Regions from separate parts of the Mus musculus genome. Here region 1 is linked to region 2. The links are chromatin loops, found by intact Hi-C in ENCODE. Cell type or tissue: gastrocnemius. All regions are shown on one strand. Each heading gives the region's core, and the rest is flanking DNA. Links, peaks and the distances in the headings are about the cores only. Region 1 overlaps Lmo7 (LIM domain only 7). Region 2 has its middle 60 kb from the start of Gm41233.

Evidence for each region. Peaks named below come from ENCODE experiments on the same cell type or tissue, not always from the same donor. Only the 100,000 strongest peaks of a DNase experiment are listed, where the experiment ranks them.
Region 1: it touches region 2 in a loop (9-fold over the local background); 15 of 42 quality-filtered maps call a loop at or near these places.

The regions. Positions count from the first base shown.
Region 1 is chr14:101,771,958-101,777,340 of GRCm38, reverse strand. All of the region lies in intron 1 of Lmo7 (LIM domain only 7), which reads right to left. Among named protein-coding and RNA genes, the nearest start is that of Lmo7, 45 kb to the right of the region's middle. In gastrocnemius, for the core only: a CTCF peak has its summit at 2,521 (motif pointing left); no DNase peak of the experiment used is centred there.
Region 2 is chr14:102,507,402-102,512,784 of GRCm38, reverse strand. No RefSeq gene overlaps it. Among named protein-coding and RNA genes, the nearest start is that of Gm41233, 60 kb to the left of the region's middle. In gastrocnemius, for the core only: a CTCF peak has its summit at 2,152 (motif pointing right); a DNase peak (open chromatin) is centred at 2,162.

The sequences.
Region 1 (5,383 bases), core at 130-5,129, 740 kb after region 2:
ATAGAAATGTCAGTAAGTTAGTATCCTACCCAGACTAGATAGAGTGTTTAGCCCCACGTCCTGACGTCATTTTTACACAGTATAGTTATAGTGAACTCTGCCTAGCACCAACACACACACACACACACACACACACACACACACACACACACACACACACACACCAGTCTGGCAGTCCCACCCCCAGGTGAAGGTGACCTTTCTAAGAATGTTCTCTTGAACCTTCAGAAATGTCCTCTGCTGCTTCCTCCTGGCCTAAAAGAAATAATGTTGTACAGAATTGTACAAACGGAGCCCTTATTAACAGGAAGATAAAGACTGAATGAGTAGAAATCTAATCCCAGCTTTCTCTCCAAAAGGAGCTGAAAAGGCAGCCCGTGCTTATGCAGATGAAGAAAGCCCCTGTGATTTGAATGTAAATGACCCCAAGGACTCACACTGAAGTCTCCCTCTCAGGCTCCTGGGGGGCTTTAAGAAATGATGTGGGGGACTTTTGGGATAGCATTGGAAATGTAAATGAAATAAATACCCAATTAAAAAAAAAAAGAAAAGATATGATTGGAGCTTAAAGCTACTGGTGAATTCTTGGCTGAGTGGGCTCTTAGGAAATTGAGCCTAGTTGGGCAAACTATGACACTCGTGGAAATTTCTGCAGGTATACCCTGTCCCAGGCCCTTCCCTTCCCCTGCTCTCTGCTTCTTTACAACCATGAAGAAAATAACACTCCTCCTCCATAGCCTTCCTGCTGTGATTTCTCTGCTGTCCTGCTAGCACAAAAGTGATGAAGCCAGGAAATGAGAGTGGAGCCTTCTAAACTGTGAATCAGATAAGTTTGTCTTCCCTCTGGTGGTTTAACATAGGCACTTTATCCTACCATCAAAAAGTGACTAACCCGAGAATCCTTTGGGGATTTCCTTAAATATGGAGTAAATTTTAAGAATTAAAAGCAAAGAAACAAAAAACCTTCCAAACAAAATAAAATTCCAACCTCAAGCTTGGGAGGAGAGAAAGTACTAGAGAGATAAACTGAAGAATCAAGAGGTAGTCCATGGACTTTCAAACAAAGTCCAGAGCAAGGAGCTTTACCCAAACTCTTGAAGCCGGAGACAGGCTGAGGAAACAGAAACAAGAACTCTTAAGTCAGACACTGAAGCAAAGACTCCAGAGCAGGCTGGGAGCTAAGGTAAAGCCGGGGGCCAGGGGACTCAGACCAGTGAGCTCCTGGAAAGCTGGAGAAGGCTCCCACTGCATTCTCCACTGCACAGAGAGGGTGCTGAAACCGTGAGGAGAGTTTTTGTTGTTCACATCCTAAGCAACTTCCATCTTCTTTTGGGCTGAGGCAAAGTCTAAATGGAAATCCAACAACAGCAACCAGAGAAGGCGCTCATCTTGGCCTGCATTTGTCAGCACAACCCGTGGCTCGAGAAAGCTTGCTTTACTGAAAAGTTCTTTCTGCTTTTGTGAAGTATGTCAGAAAATCGACATAAATAAAAAAATTAAGCCTAGAGCATGGGATCGTTCTTTACAGTGTTAAGCTTATTGTTGTAAAGGGAAGGAAATGCCACTCTCTGTTCTCTATATAAGGTTTCTAAATACACAAATGAGGGTCAAGTGACAATATTCATAAGTGATAGGTCACTTCATTTTTCCATCATTGGCAGCCACACACTTCATATTTTAACTTAGCTGGGTGGTATTTATCCTGACTTTTTGTTTTTAAGATTCCCCTTATAATGGATAATTCAAAGTGCCAAGAGGCCCTCACATGATATTGGCTTTACAAACAACTACATCAAATATATAAAGGTAATTATTAAATCTTTACTGGGAAGCAATGGACTCTTGTAGGAACAGTGTTAAAAGCCATTGATTACTTTTTATATACCTTCAAATAAAATGTTTCAATTAAAAAATAAGACGTATCAAATGTTGTAAGGAGTTATGTACTCAATTTTATAACTCTGCTTGGCCAGAGAGAATAGGATTGAGAGGAAAAACAAGAACACACCATAACACACATACATACATACATACATACATACACACAAACACACATACATATACATACCACATACACACACACAACCCACTACACTCATATACACATATACACACCACATACACACTGCACACATACCACACACACATATACATGCATACCATATACATACAAAAATACACACAACACACTCATACACATAACACATACCCACCACACACACAACACAACACACACATATACAACACTATGCACACATCTACACACAGCACACACATGACACAATACACACACATATAAACATATACACCACACACACACATTTTGTTAACCAAATGAAGAAAGGGCGAGAAGGAAAATTTCAAAACCCTTTGCAACATCCTCTTGACTCTGGAAGTGCCCCCCATCTTCACCCCCACACCCCACCCCCACCCCTGCCATGCGCAGATCTCGGTGCTATTCTCCAGAATACAATGAACAGAGGTTGGATGAATACTGCCCTCTGGTGGTGGGGAAGGCCTGTCCCTCACTAGGGCTTTCTCCCAATTTATCCAAATTCTTTTTTATGATCAATAGCTTTCCCCAATTCTTTTTCTTTCTCCTGGGTCAGGAGAAGTAGTAGTGTCGAGGGATGGGGAAGAGTTAAGAGGAGAATCAGTGAAAATAAATTGTGTTTGGAAATATCATAATGAAACCTAATACTATAGATATATTAGCTGATAGTTTAAAATATTTTTAATCTAAAACAAACAAAAAACTATTCATCCACTCTCATCTCTCCTGCCCTTTCTTCCGGGTAAGGAGCCAGCAAAAGGGTACCAAGCAAGAATCAGGTGTCTGACCTTTATCCAACAATAAATCTTCCAGTATCTTACTCTTAGACTTCCCAGCCTTCAGACTTATGAGAAATAAATTGTTTAAAACACCCGAATCTCTGGCACTCTGTTACAACAGCCCAAGCTGACTAGACAGAAGTTTTACATTTGCATGCCTTTGCCCTGGTTCCCTGCAAGGACTGGCTTTCTGTCATTCTCCAAACATTGACTATACATGTATAGTCATGTATACATGTACACATGTCCTTAGGCTACCATGCGCAGGCTCTCGATCATATACACTCCTGATGGCAACTTCAATGTATTTGGCCACTTTTAGGGCCTATAAGAGGTGGACTGAAAAGCTTGGACCAGTTGAACTTTATTTTCAGTGAGTTAGTATAAAGGAAGTGATGATTTTTCTGCCTAGGTTTGATGTGCATACTCTTCCCTTGTTTTCGGTACATAATTATGGCTGATGGTGAGTGTCACTGTTGAAGCTCAGAAAAGAACACGTCAAGGTAAACAAACTAAAAACAAGCTCTCAGAAGCAGCTGCTATCTCCTGCCCTCTGGTCTGTCCTCCATCCCTTCTCCAGTAACACTCAGAGAGGTAGGGGTTGACACAAAAGACCAAGGGCACTTAATGTTCGTGCAGAAGACCTGAATTCAGTTCTCAACGCTTATATAAGGCTCACGACCATCTGTCACCAGTGCCATCTTCTGACATCCAGGGACACCAGGTGTGCACATGAGCACATACAGACATTTAGGCAAGCAATCACATGCATAAAAGGAAATAAATACACCTTGAAAATTAATAACAAAGAACTGAAGAGAAGGGTCATTCTTTAAGATTTTCTCACTTAGCCAAAGACACAGCCTCCAAATAGGAACCCAGCTGTCATAAGCCTTAACATGGTTTGGTCCGAAATATCTCCTAAGGGTCAATGTGTCAAAGTCCTTTCCTCGGCTGACCACTACTACGTAATTGAAGGCAGAGGTCTAGAAAGCAGCAGTTCTGAGTCTTACCTTTGGTCAAAATGGGACTCTGGTTTCTGCTATACCTTCCTTCCTCTTTTGCAGCACCTTAACAAAGCAACATGTCCAAGAGGCTGCGTGTGAGGACGCACCCAAACCTGGAGACCTCATGGGTGGGCCAACAGGGCTAACCACCTCCTCATGCTGCACCCTAATTTCTGTCATGAGTCCTACAAAATGTCCCTAGACTATTAAACTTAATAGCATCCCATTGTGGAAGGACACCCACCCCCCCCCCTCGTAAAAATATCTTTAACAATGGACCTTTGCTGATGTGAGATTGGCTCTGGCAAGTTAGGATCTCGGAAACTCATTGGCCATCAAAACCTCCCCCAAGCCAGTAGCTTTCAAATTCTTGTCTCAGAACTGTGAAGAACAGAAGTCAAGGACCAAAGACCATGAGCTTTAGGAAAGCTTACTGTAGACTCGGTGATGAGAGTGTGGGCAGAGGAGGGCTTTCAAAGCTCCTAAAGAGCAGAAGGGATTCCAGGAGGTAGGGCACCCTCAAGCTATTAGTCTGGGGGCTTCTTACATGACTTATGGAAAACCCTGGAGTGAGGCTGGTGGAAGGATACAAGATGGTCATTCCATCGGGCCCATCCTTGAGATGGGCCACCTCTCAGTGTCAGTCCCACAGTCTTTGCCTCTAGGCAGAACGGCTGCTTTAGGAGAAGGGGAACCTGAAGCTCTCTGGCCTCTCTGCCTCCAGCAAGGGCCTCCTGCTTTGGGGTCACTGCCTTTCCTGGCCAGTTCTATCTTCTCTTCTCATTGCTATGATAAAACTCACCCTCCCTATTGTCCATAAAATTCATTCTTCCAGTTCCCAAGACAATGGGCCTGGAAGCCTCAGGCTTGGGGTTGCATTGGTGGTTGTGGTTTATCCAAGACCCTAGCACCCCACATTATGCTCATCGGAGAGTGAGAGAAAAAAAAATTCTTTATCACCTTTCCTGTATGCATCCAGAACCCTCAAAGTTACAAAACAACTTCCAATGGATGGAAGCCTCAAGGACTGTGAACCTACATAAGCTTCTCCTCTAATTCCCCGGGTATTCTGTCATCTAATTCCCCCAGGTGTTCGGTGACAAAACCAGAATACAAGGACCCTCCCTAAGACACCAACTAGGGAAGCTGTAAACAGGAAAAAAGGCAAGTGTGTAATACCACACCCAGACAGGCCTGTCACAGGCTCTCACTTACTATTTGGAGGGCCTACTCATCTTTCCAAAAGGACAGGACTGTCCCCTGAGTTGCCTTCACCCTACTTCTACAGACCTTTTAGAATAAATATAAGCATCAAAATCTCACTGGGTATTTAGATACCCACTTCTTCTTTCCATGATGCCACCCTGCGATCAGTTTATTGTCTCTTGTTAATCTTCGTAGTTACTGTCAGTTTATTTCCTATTTAGTGGTAAAATCCTCAGAAGGTAGAAAATTATTCTCCCCTCCACCATTTTTCCAAGCTTTTGTTTATTTGGGGGGATGGAGGTTGAACTTGAGACTTTGTACAGGCTAAGGCAATATTC
Region 2 (5,383 bases), core at 196-5,195:
CTGATGTCTTTTTCTGTGTTTTGCCCATAACTCTGCATGATGTTGTTCTCCTTTATATATACATATAATTAAGAACAAGCAAACAAAACCCCCCAAATCTTTTTAAAAAAAAAAAAGACAACTTCAGGCTTGAAAATGAAATGTTAGCAACATTCAGAAGATAAGAATAACAGCTCATCCATTTGGTGTCTAGAAGATCTTGATGGTGAGCATCTGACCATCAGAAACTCCCTGGTTCTTGTCTGTGTTAGTACCAGTCATCCTATTCCTGGCTTCAACTCAAATCAATTATTTTTATTATCTCTGTATGTTATACAAGGTGTAGACATTTTAATTCCTACTAGTCACAGATCTTAAGACTTCTAAGAAGTATGAAGAGCAGTTTTTAATTCTCCCAAACTTTTAGAACTTTTAAAAAGGGCAATAAAATAAATTGAATTTTCCATCTCCTGGAGACGTTTGAGTGTCAAAAGCACCCCCTTGTAGCCCAAGGTTGTACATCATAACTCCTCAGATTTCACAACAGTTTATTACAGTGAAAAAAAACCCACCCACCTGGCCCTGAGTACATATCCAATTTATGAGCATCCGAAGAAGACAGATTCAGATACATTAAAATGTGGTTTCTGCATTGATCGTGATATGCAGCCACATAAAAAACAATGCACAGAACACCTTTACTACCCAACAGCTGTGGGGGAATCGTTGAGTAGAAATTATCCCAGCTTGGGAACATTAGATTAGACATGAACACAAATTATAGGTATTAATTTATTTGGGAAAAGTTGAACATTTAAGAAGGCCATTTCGCCAGTGGAAACAAAGATGAGAAACTGTCAAATGGATCTGAGTTGTGCAGAATTCTGCCTGGCTTCCAGGAACAGAATTGGAAACAGATGTCCTCCTAGAATGTGAACATGATCTTATTACCAGACGTTTCTTTAAATGAAACCCTCAGAAACAAAATGGTTCTTTAGTGGACGCTCAGTCAAAGGCAAAGAAATAATAGATAAGTTGAGAAATATGTCATAGTCTTTGAATTTCATAAGTAGATCATGGCAATTTAGAGGCCATTTTCTGGAATGCTTCAAAAAACTTGATTCAAATATAACTCTTCTTTCTTCGTGGACATTATTATAAATGAGAAAACATATTTAATGGAAATACTAGAGCCTATAAAGCAGTCCTAAATTTTCCTCTTTTTTATAATTTATCTTTTTAATTAGGTATTTTCTTCATTTACATTTCCAATGCTATTCCAAAAGTCCCCCACATGCTCCCCCCCACCCCGCACTCCCCTACCAACCCACTCCCACTACTTGGCTCTGGCGTTCCCCTGTACTGAGGCATATAAAGTTTGCAAGACCAAGGGGCCTCTCTTTCCAGTGATGGCCGACTAGGTCATCTTTTGATACATATGCAGCTAGAGTCAAGAGCTAGCTCCGGGGTACTGGTTAGTTCATATTATTGTTCCACCTATAGGGTTGCAGATCACTTTAGCTCTTTGGGTACTTTCTCTAGCTCTCCATTGGGGGCCCTGTGATCCATCCATTAGCTGACTGTGAGCACCCACTTCTGTGTTTGCTAGGCCCCGGCATAGTCTCACAAGAGACAACTATATCAGGGTCCTTTCAGCAAAATCTTGCTAGTGTATGCAATGGTGTCAGTGTTTGGAGGCTGATTTCAGGCTTTAGTGCGTTTAATTTGGGCTAAGCAGAGGCAGCACCCACATATTTGTAGTTAAAGAATTTTAAGAATCAAATGGTGTGTTCTAAAGATGGGGAAATTACTGCCATTGATATAAAATCAACAAACTTCATCTGAACTGTTTTTAAATGATCTCCATAACTCTTGTTTTAAAATTCTGGCATGAGTGAGAGGTACTTTTCACTTGTTCCATGTTTCTGATTTTTTTTTTTTAATTAGCTGCAGTTCCATGTATGTTTGGTTAATTATTAGGGAATCTTTTTTCAAGAAAAATGAATATTTTTTCTTGAATGTTAAATTTATATTAACAAAACATATGTTATGACATTGTGCCACAGCTCTACACACAGTACTCCAAGTGCAATAAAATCTTAAAAGTTGGTTCTTGAGTTTTACTGGGAACTTGGACTCCAGCGATGGGACGGTAACTTTAGTAGGCACCACCAGGGGGCAGCAGAGGCTGCAGGATCTCAAGGCGGAACATGGGTTTCCCAGGTAGGATGGGTACTGTCAACCTCCAACCAGTCTCCAGTTTTGCTACAAGGTATTTCGGTAGGGTGGTCATCAAAATATCTGTAGAGTCTTGAAACTCTATTCTGTAACCCCAAGTTATAACCTAGAGGATGTGGTCAATGCTTGTCCAGAAACTCCTTATCATTCTCATAAGGAAAAGACAACAGAAAGGGTTTCTCAGCAAAGGAAGGTATGAATGACTCATCCAAGATGGTGCCTGCTTTCTCATGGGGTTAACTCTAGAGAAGGAAGACATTGGCCATAAACACAGTGGTCTTGGGAGCTCATCTGAATGTTTTGTTTTATATTCTTTATTCACATGACAAAAAGAAAGCCCAACTAGCCAAGTACCTTCCCTGGGGTCCCTAACAGGTTAGAGTCCCTACTTACGATATGTTTAATATTGGCATCAAAAGCACTGTTGGAAGTTAGAATACAATGCCTTGTTCTAGGTCACATATGGCACCTTTTGGTATATTGTTTCTTTCAAATTAGTATCTGTTACTATGCTGCTTATATGATTTTTTTTTCCTTACATCTTCTGAGGTCAAGTACAAATCATTTCGTTTATACTTTTTGGAAGAACTGAATTAAGAAAGAGCTGAATAAAGTCTGGGGCAGCAAAAGAATATAACCACCAAAGTCGTTATGGATCTAACAATATTACCTACTGTCTTAGTCAGGGTTTGTATTCCTGCACAAAACATCATGACCAAGAAGCAAGTTGGGGAGGAAGGACTTTATTCAACCTTATACTTCCACATTGGTTGTTCATAACCAAAGGAAGTCAGGTTAGGAACTCACACAGGGCAGGAACTTGGGGGCAGGAACTGATGCAGAGGCCATGGAAGGGTGCTGCTTACTGGCTTGCTACCCCACCTTGCTCAGCTCGGTGTATTGGGTGATAAGGTACAGGAGTAGGTATTAGGGAGGTGATCCTTTTATTGAAGATTGGCAAAAACATGACTGTCTTCCTGTATCTCACCTTGGATAACTTGGGATGACTAAACTGTTGTCTGAATATGTTTCCTGGAGAAACAATATATCTTTAAGTAAAGGAGAGCAAAGTCTCATATTGTGCACCATGGGGATAAGAAGAGATTACCAAGAAGACACTTGCTGTGAAGAATGAGTAAAAGGTCTCGTCAGGAGCTCTATGAGTGCCTAGAAGTTTGCACAAATTAAGCACTTATTTCATATCCAGGTCTGGGTCAGTCCACGTGGGTATGAGAGACAAGATTCTCCTTTTCAGAACTAAGAATTGCCTATTGAGATAGGTGTTTAGACTTGCTTGTTGGGATAATCTTAATAATTGACTTGGGAATAGTCATATTTCTTATGGGTAGGAAATTTCATGGGTAGAGATCCTGAATGCTATAAGATGGAAAATGAGAGCTGAGCATACATTTATTGTCTCTCTGCTTGTTGACTGCAAGTACCATGTGACCAGCTGCCTACTGCCTTGATTACCTAGTAATGTTATATTCTGCTTTTACACTGAGTCATAAAAAACAATTTCTCTCTTAAGTTGCTTTCTTCAGAGTATTTTCTTATTACAGTAATAGAAAAAGAAACTAAGACAGTGTGTGTTATGTGTGTGTAGGTTCATTTCGTTAGATCTTGATCATTATTATAGTTAGAATTTTAGGTTTTTTTTTTTTTTAGTATTCTTCTTTCAAATAATAGTTTTCTTTTACCATATAAATGAGTATCTTTTTAAAAATATTTTAAAATTTGAATAGAAACTAGCCTAATTGCTTCCACAGAGTGCTGACATAGTTAAACCTGTCTCTGTTTTCAAATTAGCACTTCTCTGGAAATGTGACTGAAAGATGGGAAGGTTGACCAGTTGGCTCCAGGTTGCCCTTGCATTCTGATAATTCTATGCCAGCAATGCTAGTTTTTCACATCATCAGAGATCCACCCTGTTTTTTGTTTGTTTGTTTTGGTTTTGTTTGTCTGTGTGTGTGTGTGTGTGTGTGTGTGTGTGTGTGTGTGCAGGAAGCTCAGAAACTGCACTGTAGATCAGCATCTCAGAGAAGCACAAATATATGAATATTAGAGGAAGAGAAGCAGTTACTACAGCCTACAACTTCACTTCAATCACATTAAAAAATCTTATATTTCTTCTTGAGTTTTCTAAGCTACAGGGAGGCAAAAGACCTATGTGGTCTGGTGATTGGTTTTCATTCATTGTCCAGGATGTCTTGCTTGGACTTGTTTGTACAAGGTATGGGATTAACACAGTTGCTCTTCAGATTTCTTCTGAACAATATTCTTCACAAAGCATGATAAATAAAGACAAAGGCAAACATAGTGAATAAGGAACCCCAGCTTAGCAAACAATAGGAAGTCCACAATGAAACTTCCTTTATGAGCCCAGAGAGCTCACACAACTTTACTTGTCTTTTTCTTGTTACAGTACTTCATCAGTCATAAAACACAGCAAAGAATCTTAATCTCAGATGAGATGACAACTCAGAATAGCACTCCATATACCTTCCAGGTCTACGAAGAAGAGGTTGGTCAGTGGCTACCATCCTCTACCTATGACTTGAAACCTCAGACCAATTAAGGCTGCCAACTTTCCTGCCTCCCTTTTGGATAAAGTTGGGAACTATCAAAAATGTGAAGAATCAAGTTGAGATTCTCCTATCTTTCTATGGTCTGTCTTCTGGTCAAATAAGACTTCTATATTTGTATAGATGTTCTGCTATTAATTAGGATAAAATATGTGAATTTCTAATTAATTTATGCACTTTCCATTCTGATTGCAGCCTCCTCTCCCCCCTATTCTCTCAGTCCCACCTTCACAACCCCTCTTCTCCCATCCTCCATCCCCTTTTCAGAGAAGGGAAAGCCCCTCTGGCACACCAAGTTACTGTAGGACTAGGCACATCCTCTCCCACTGAGACCAGAAAAGGGAATATTTAAATTGCATTACTCATCTGCTCCTGTTCCTTTTATCTACTGCATCCCCAAAGTGAGCATTTCTGTTTTGCTCTAACTCACCTGAGTCACCAGTTGTCACACTTTTGTTCAAGAGGCTGTGTTCATATTGAACATTTAGTTGTCAAGGAAAGGAAATAGAGAATTCTACAGGGGAGAAGCTGTGCATAGGCAGTTGATGGGCCATCTAGTCTGATTATGCTTTCTGTTCTAT